2 separate regions of the Homo sapiens genome follow, and region 2 is linked to region 1. The links are chromatin loops, found by intact Hi-C in ENCODE. Cell type or tissue: heart right ventricle. All regions are shown on one strand. Each heading gives the region's core, and the rest is flanking DNA. Links, peaks and the distances in the headings are about the cores only.

Region 1 (4,398 bases), core at 253-4,252:
GCTTTATTACGGTATAATCTACATACCATAAAAATTTAACTGTTGTAAGTATATAATTTATTATTTTTATGAATAGAGTTGTTAAACCATTACTGCAAATCCGGTTTTAGAACATTTCCATCATCCCTAAAAGTTCTCTCATGTCTGTTTACAGTTAATCCCTGATCCCACTGCCAGCCCCAGACAACCACTGATCTGCTTTCTATCTCTGTAAATATGCCTTTTCTGGACATTTCATATAAATGGAATTATACAAATAGAATCTTTTGTATTTGGCTTCTTTCACTTAGCACAAGTTCATTTGTGCTGTAGCATGTGTCTTAGTTCTTTCTTTTTTGCTGCTGAATAGTATTCCGTTGCATAAAAATACCATATCCTATTTACCCATTCATCAGTTCATGGACATCTGGGTTGTTTCCAGTTTTGAGCTATCGTGAATAATACTGCTCTGAACATTCATATGCATGTATTTATGTGGATCAGTTTTAATTTCACTAGGGTAAATTCCTAAGGGCGAGTTACTGACATTCTAGTTTCTGTCTCACTGACTCCTTATATAAGAACTTAGGATGCATAGAGCAAAGTCTGGTGTTCTGATGGTGTCCACCTAGGCAGGTGGCCTATGTAGAGGATGGCCCTCCTCCTCCACCACTACCTGGTAGTGTCAGTGGAGAAGGGAGCGGAAAAGATGGCTATCAGTGGTTACTGGCTGAGCTGCCATACGTGGCAGTGGCCCTACTCAGGCATGAGAGTCCCTAAAGCTGAATTCCCTGATGGCCCCTATGGATTCTCAAGGAACATATTTCAAGACTTGGTTTTTAGGCCAGGTGCAATGGCTCACACCTGTAATCCCAGCACTTTGGGAGGCCAAGGTGGGTGGATCACCTGAGGTTGGGATATCGAGACCAGTCTGGCCAACATGGTGAAACCCCACCTCTAATAAAAATACAAAAATTAGCTGGGTGTGGTGGTGCACACCTGTAACCCCAGCAACTTGGGAAGCTAAGGCATGAGAATCACTTGAATCCAGAGGTGGAGGTTGGAGTGAGCCGAGATCACACCACTGCACTCCAGCCTGGGTGATAGAGTAAGACTCTGTCTCAAAAAAAAAAAAAAAAAAAAAGACGAGATTTATAAATATATATATTAAAAATTCTATATATTTTATTAAACAATTTTTAAATATATATTTTTTTGAGGCAGGGTCTTGCTCTGTTGCCCAGGCTGAAGTGCAGTGGCACAAATGCTGCTCACCATAGTTTCAATTTCCTAGGCTCAAGCAATCCTCCCACCTCAGCCTAAGTAGCTGGGACCACAGGTGTGCACCACCATGCCTGGCTGATGTTTGCATTTTTTGTAAAGACAGGGTCTTGCTATGTTGTCCTGGCTGGTCTTGAACTCCTGGCTCAAGCAATCCTCCCACCTTGGCCTCCCAAAGTGCTGGGATTACAGGCATGAACCCCGTCTGGTCTATTAATATGTTTAAATGTCTTCTATTACTATTTTAAATTTACTATGGCAGGCAGTATATGTTATTAAGAACTTCTGATTTGGAAGACTTGGACTTGAATCTTGATTCTATCACTAACTATATATATTTCCTTCAGCAAAGAGCTTAACTTCTCAGGATCGTCACCAAAACAGGGGGAAGGGCCATCCTGTGGCTTAAAAAGGAGATAATTTTTTTTTCATAGAAAGGTGAGAAAAATGAAATCTATTGGGCGAAAAGGAACAAAAGGGAAACAGGGACTCTCAGCAAGGCAAGAGTCTTGCTTTCAGTTTCCTGCCTCACAGCTTGAGTCCCAGGTACCACCCAGGAAGAGGAGAGGCCAGGCACCTCCCTGCTGCAGAATGGCAGGAACTTCCCGAGGCTCCACCCTGTTCTCCCAGTACGCAGCCTGGTCAGAGCCTCTCCAGGGACCCTTTTATATTTGGCTGTCTCAGTTTCATCACCTGTAAAGGGTGGATAAAACTATTTGTTCCTTCTAGCTCACGTTGAAATTAGATTACAGATGGAAAAGTATTCTGGAAAATTTCCAAGTGTTTTGGAAGTGGGAATTCTCCTCGTTCTGTGCTTCCGATCTTGGGAAATGCCACCACTCACCTCCCAAGACTTGAAACTTGGACTCTCTTCTCTCATCTCCATACCCCATCTTAATTATTTTCCTCCCAAATATACTTAAAGTGTGTCTCTTCCTCCCATCTCCACTGATACTTCCTCAGGTCAGACTCTTGGCATTTCTTACCTAGATTATTGCAACAACCTTTTTTTCTCATTTTTAAATATTATTAAAAATTTTTAAATTGTAATAAAATATATACAACATAAAATTTGCCATCTTCCCCATTTTAAGTGTACAGTTCGGTGGCATTAAATAAATTCACATCATTGTACAGCCATCACCACTGTTCATCTCCAAAACTCTTATCAGCTTGCAAAACTGAAATTCTGTACCCATTAGACACTAACGCCCAATTCCCTTCCCTCCCCCAGTCCTTGGCAACCACTATTCTACCTTCTGTCTCTATGAATTTGATCACTCTAGGTACATCATACAAGTAGGATCATACAGTATTTATCCTTTTGTGACTGGCTTGTTTAACTTAGCACAATGTTCTAAGGCTTCACCCATGTTGTAGCATGTGTCAGAATTTCCTTTCTTTTTATTTATTTATTTATATATTTATGTTTATTTATTTATTTTTTTGAAATGGAGTCTCGCTCTGTTGCCCAGGCTGGAGTGCAGTGGCGTGATCTCCACTTGCTGCAACCTCCACCTCCCAGGCTCAAGTGATTCTCCTGCCTCAGCCTCTCGAGTAGCTGGGACTATAGGCGCACGCCACCATGCCCGGCTAATTTTTGTGTTTTTAGTAGAGATGGGTTTCACCATATTGGCCAGGCTGGTCTCAAACTCCTGACCTCGTGATTTGCCTGCCTCGGCCTCCCAAAGTGCTGGGATTACAGGTGTGAGCTACCGTGCCCGGCCCAGAATTTCCTTTCTTTTTAAAGTTGAAACAATATTCCATTGCATGCACAGACTATACCACATTTTGTTTATCCATTCATCTGCTGATGGACATTTGGGTTATTACCAACTTTTGATGCTTGTGAATAATGCTGCTATGAATATGGGTATACAAATATTAATACCTCTTTGAGATCCTGTTTTTAAATTCCTTATGCCCATAAGTGGAATTCCTGGATATTTGGAAGTTCTATTTTTAATTAGAAAAATAGTTTTTGAGGAACTGTCATATAGTATGTTTCCCATAGCAACTGCACCATTTTACATTTCCACTGGCAATGCATAAGGATTCCAATTTCTCCACATTCTCACCAACACTTATCTTCTGTTTTTTTTTTTTTGAAAAATGTTAAAGTAATCATCCTAGTGGGTATGGAGGTGCTATCTCATTGTGGTTTTGATTTGCGTTTTCCTAATGATTAGTGATATTGAGCATCTTTATATGTCATACATAAAAAGAATGAAAAGGTAACCTATACAATGAGAGAAAATATTTGCAAATCATATGTCTGATAAAGGGTTAAAATATATAGGGTTAATTCACTCATCTATAAAGGGTTAATTCACTCATATAGATGTCTTTTCTTTTCTTTTCTTTTCTTTTTTTTTTTTTTTTTTTTTGAGACGGAGTCTTGCTCTGTCACCCAGGCTGAAGTGCAGTGGTGCGATCTCGGCTCACTGCAAGCTCCACTTCCTGGGTTCATGCCATTCTCCTTCCTTAGCCTCCTGAGTAGCTAGGACTACAGGTGCCCACCACAACTCCCGGCTAATTTTGTTTTTGTATTTTTAGTAGAGACAGGGTTTCACCATGTTAGCCAGGATGGTCTCGATCTCCTGACCTCATGATCCTCCCACCTCGGCCTCCCAAAGTGCTGGGATTACAGGCATGAGCCACTGTGCCTGGCCTATAGATGTCTTTTCTAAAAAAAGAAAGATAAAGGGTTAATTCACTCATATAGATGTCTTTTCTAAGAAAGAAAGAGAGAGAGAAAGAGAAAGAAAAGAAAGAAAGAAAGAAAGAAAGAAAGAAAGAAAGAAAGAAAGAAAGAAAGAAAGAAAAGAAAAGAAAAGAAAAGAAAAGAGAAAAGAAAAGAGGGAGAGAAGGAGGGAGGAAAGAAAAGAAAAGAAACCAGAATGCCAGAATGGCATAGAGCCATGTGAGGTTGCACTTAATGGACTGCAGAGTAGCAGCACGAGAGTCCCCCATGGGATGCATTAACAAGGCTTTCTGGAGGGCAGGAATCCTGAGTGGTCCCAAACTTGACTGTACATTGTAATCAACTGGAATGCCTTAAGGAGTCCCAATGTGTGGGTTCCACCACAGGGATTCTCATTTATTCAGTTGGGGTACAGCCTGGGCATCTGTATGTTT
Region 2 (4,398 bases), core at 303-4,302, 160 kb after region 1:
TAACAGGATCACTGTTCTTGTCTATATCTGGAAAGAAGACAAACCTTGGGCAGCAAAATGCTGTTTTTATTATTAATGCAGTGATGTCAATCCAAACTAGATGACTGTGATTCATGGAATCTTCAAGGAAAACCAAATATTCTTTTTTAATAAAGTAATGGAGCTGGGAATTGCACATCTGCTCTTAAAAATCTGTTTTTCGTAATACAGAACATATGTTAATCGTCACATCTTTTATTAAACTGAAGGAAAATTCTTGTTGAGTAGATTAATTCTGGATCCTGAAAATGCGGGACCATGGAGACGAGAATATCGAGACAAATGTCTGTCTGTCTTACCAACTTACCTCTAGAACAGTGATTTTCACACTGCTGGATGTGACCTTCACGAGGGTAATGAAATCAAGCTAGTGGGTTGGGAGTAGCATTTTTTTTTCGTTTTTGAGACAGGGTCTCCCTCTGTCTCCCAGTCTGGAGTGCAGTGGCGCGATTTCCGCTGACTGCAACCTCTGCCTCCTGGGTTCAAGTGATTCTCCTGCATCAGCCTGCCTAGTAGCTGGGATTACAGGCATGCACCACCACGCCTGGCTAATTTTTGTGTTTTTAGTAGAAACATGGTTTTGCCATGTTGGCCAGGCTGGTCTCAAACTCCTGACCTCAGGTGATCTGCCTGCCTTGGCCTCCCAAAGTGCTGGGATTATAGGAGTGAGCCACCATGCCCAGCCTGGGAGTAACACTTTAAAAAAATGAAATGGAGTAGAAAATGCAGAGTAGAATGTAGGAGCTTTTGGGAGCTTTTGCATTATTGCTCTCTCTTGTGTGTCTACACAGAGGTGTCTGCAGTCATGATGTAGGAGGTAACTTTCCTGTATTTCTCCTAGAGCTTCAGCTTTAGGTTCGCTTTAGGTTGGTGGGACCAGCAAAATCCCACCCCAAATTGGAGAGGTCTGGCTGACTGGTTGAGGCTAGGGTGATGTCTGATTGAGAAGGCTCGAAGACTCAACCACAGCTTTTGAGTCTCTGATTCTGCAGTTACATTATACCTGCAGGTTCAGGGCCTGAGCTTGTCTGTTTCCTCACAGATATTTATCACAGTGCTCTCTCCTTGGCCTGCACTGACCCAAGAATCAGAAGCAGTATGTCAGTGCGTAAGGAAGCACAATTCATTAATTTTTTTTTTTTAAAGATTTTTTTGGTAACAGTTTTATTGAGAAATAATTCATATAACACACATTTTATCAATTTAAAATATGCAAATCATGCTTTTCAGTATATTCACAGAGCTGTGCAAGCATCACCCATATCAATTTTGGATTATTTTTATGACTTTGAAAGGAGACCTTGTACCCTTTAGTTATCATTTCCCAACCTTTCCTTTCTTGGGCTGAGGCTGTAGCGTCAGCGGACACCTCGAGAGAAAAGATGAACTTTGGCATCTGTAGGCTGATACGGTGGTCTCCAAACTTTCTTTATTTATTAAATATTCAGTAAAAAAGCTTTTGAGCATGTACCCCCAATTTACGTAGATGGAAATACATTTGTTGACTTCTATTTCAGGCTTTAAAAAAAGAAAATAAAACATTTGTAAATGATGTATGCCACTGTACTGATACAGTATTACATTATCAAACACACACAGAGTTCAGCACTTAGTAAAAAAAAAAAGCTGGTATTTTCTCCACACGCCCCTGTGACTCAGCCTCTGTGGGCCTCCCTCCCGTTTTGATGGCCTTCAGTTAGCGTATACAGGCCCAGTTTGGTCTGGGCTCAGCTGACCCCTGGACCTCTCTCTCTCATCCCCTGGCACCCTTCCAACCCACTCCTTGCTCTCTGGCCTTGCAGAACTCCAGGCAGTGCTCCCAGATGCTGGCTTTTCTCTCCCGATGACACCCCACTATCTTGACTTTCCCTCCACGTGGAATGTTCTCCCTGTCCCCGTCTTTCTGGCGAACTTGGTCTAATTCACACAGCATATGCCCAGGTTTACCTCTTCTGCTAGTTTTCCTTACTCTCTGAAGCCCAGCTAGATGGGCCTACCTCCTTTTCCCCTTAACAGCTATACCTGTTTATTGTAACAATATATTTATTTGTTTGTTTCCCATTTTAGGCCCCAGGGATTGGACTTGTACCTTGCTTACATTTTCTCCCCACCTTCTCTCTCTCTTACTTTCTTATTACAGCAGTGTTGATAAGTATATTCTCCCTTATACATGAATCTTTGCACTTTCCCGCATGTCTTCCTAGGGATAGATTCCTAGAATGTCGATGCCACTTTTTGGTCATAGTTAAAAAAATCCAGAAAAATGGATTGAGACCAGATTGTGAAGTAACTTGAACCTCAGATCTCCAAACATTAAAGCTTATTGATTGGGCACTAATCATATGAGTTTGCTAGAGCTGCTGTAACAAACTACCACCAAGTGGGTGGCTGGAACAACAGGATTTATCATCTCAGCAGTTCTGGAGGCTGGAAGTCCAAAAGCAGAGTGTTGGCAGGGTTGATGTCTTCTGAGGGCTGTGGGGAAGGATCTGTGCCAGGCTTCTTGGCCTTCTTCAGGTTCACCTGACATTCTCCCCATATGCCTGCCTGTGTACCCAGATTCCCCCTTTATGATGGCACCAGTCACATTGGATTAGAGGCCCACCTTATTCCAGTGTGACCTCATTGTAGCTTAACAAATTACATCTGTAATGACCCCATTTCCAGATAAGGTCACATTCTGAAGGTACTGGGGGTTACGACTTCATATGAGTTTGCAGAGTGGCGCACAATTCAGTCCATAACATTTGATTGACACACAATTAAAGTTATATATTATTAGGGAGATTTGATACACTTATAATGTCAAATCTTCCTAGTTAGGAACAAGATATATTTCTCTTTTTATTTAAGATTTATTTATATTTATTTCATCAAGTCAATTTTATAGATTTATTGGGTTTGGGGCCTTAGAAAGTTAGAATATTTGTAAAATGGGATCAGACCTGGAAGAATATGGGTAAATCACATTAGGGAAGGTAAGAGAATGGAGTGGGGTCACTGGCATATAGTTGGCACTTCATGAGCGTCTGTGGAGTAAATTTGCTGCATGAGTAGAGGGAATCAAAGTTAAAGAACATTTAATTTAGCAACGTAAAAGTTGTAGGGGATGATGGCCAGGTGTGGTGGCTCACACCTGTAATCCCAGCACTTTGGGAGGCTGAGGCGGGCGGATCACTTGAGGTCAGGAGTTCGCCTGGTCAATGTGGTGAAATCCCGTCTCTACTGAAAATACAAAAATTAGCTGGGCATGGTGGCGAGCAACTGTAGTCCCAGCTACTCAGGAGGCTGAGGCAGGAGAATTGTTTGAACCCGGTAGGCAGAGGTTGCAGTGAGCTGAGATCACACCACTTCACTCTAACCTGGGCCATAGAGCAAGACTCTCTCTCTCTCAAAAAAAAAAAAAAAAAAAAAAAAAGTTGTAGGGGATGTTGCTGTACAGTTTGGGTACTTACATACTTGAATTTGTCTAAGATTGTCCTTTATCAGGACAGATTGAGTTCTCAATTTGATAATTCCCTTTGTGTATATGGGTCATCATAGAGGAAGTGTAGAAGCTGAAATACTATTATGAGAAAAGACTGCATAAAATAAACTCATTACCACCAAGGTCTCCTTTTCCTTCTTTAGTCTTTAGAAATACAGATGATTGAAAATTTACATTACATGGAAAAAATAAGAAACACCCTAAAAGGGTAATTATTTTATTTTTATTTATTTATTTTTTGAGATGGAGTTTCACTCTTGGTGCCCAGGCTGGAGTGCAATGGCACGATCTTGGCTCACCGCAACCTCCGCCTCCCGGGTTCAAGCTATTCTCCTGCCTCAGCCTCCCGAGTAGCTGAGATTACAGGGATGTGCCACCACGCCTGGCTAATTTTTTTTTTTTTTTGTATTTTTGGTAGAGACAGGTTTTCTCCATGTTGGTCAGGCTGATCTCAAACTCCTGACCTCAGGTAATCTGCCTGCCTCGGCCTCCCAAAGTGCTGGGATTACAGGCATGAGCCACCGTGCCCGGCCCGAAAGGGTAATTATTTTAAAACACTTTTATTTTTATGGTCGAAAGAAGGCTCACAGATCCCCCGTCCTGCTATATTCTGTTGCATTTCCAACTCTTGAGAGTCTTTCCCACCCCCGGGACCTCTCCTCTCTCCCTTCTCCCCCATGGAGTGCTGGTTCAGGAATATTTGAGGATTGGCCTATTGTGCAAACACTCAACATTGCGTCTTTCATCTCAAATCCTACAGCTGAAAGCAGAAACATTTTAAATTTGAAAGAATGGGAAACCTTTGCAATTCACAGATTTGCAGTTCCTGGTTTCAAACACTTGCCTTGATGTTTGTTACTTTAGTTCTCAGT

The links. A loop is a pair of places that touch in the nucleus more often than their neighbours do. Peaks named below come from ENCODE experiments on the same cell type or tissue, not always from the same donor. Only the 100,000 strongest peaks of a DNase experiment are listed, where the experiment ranks them.
Region 2: a loop joins it to region 1, with 2.2 times the contacts of the local background. A loop is called at or near these places in 1 of 110 quality-filtered maps.

Annotation. Positions count from the first base shown.
Region 1 is chr4:41,288,834-41,293,231 of GRCh38, forward strand. No RefSeq gene overlaps it. Among named protein-coding and RNA genes, the nearest start is that of UCHL1, 34 kb to the left of the region's middle. In heart right ventricle, for the core only: no CTCF peak of the experiment used is centred there; a DNase peak (open chromatin) is centred at 1,867; H3K27ac peaks cover 1,654 bases.
Region 2 is chr4:41,447,367-41,451,764 of GRCh38, forward strand. It overlaps a transcript of LIMCH1 not described here. Among named protein-coding and RNA genes, the nearest start is that of LIMCH1, 89 kb to the right of the region's middle. In heart right ventricle, for the core only: no CTCF peak of the experiment used is centred there; a DNase peak (open chromatin) is centred at 1,810; H3K27ac peaks cover 539 bases.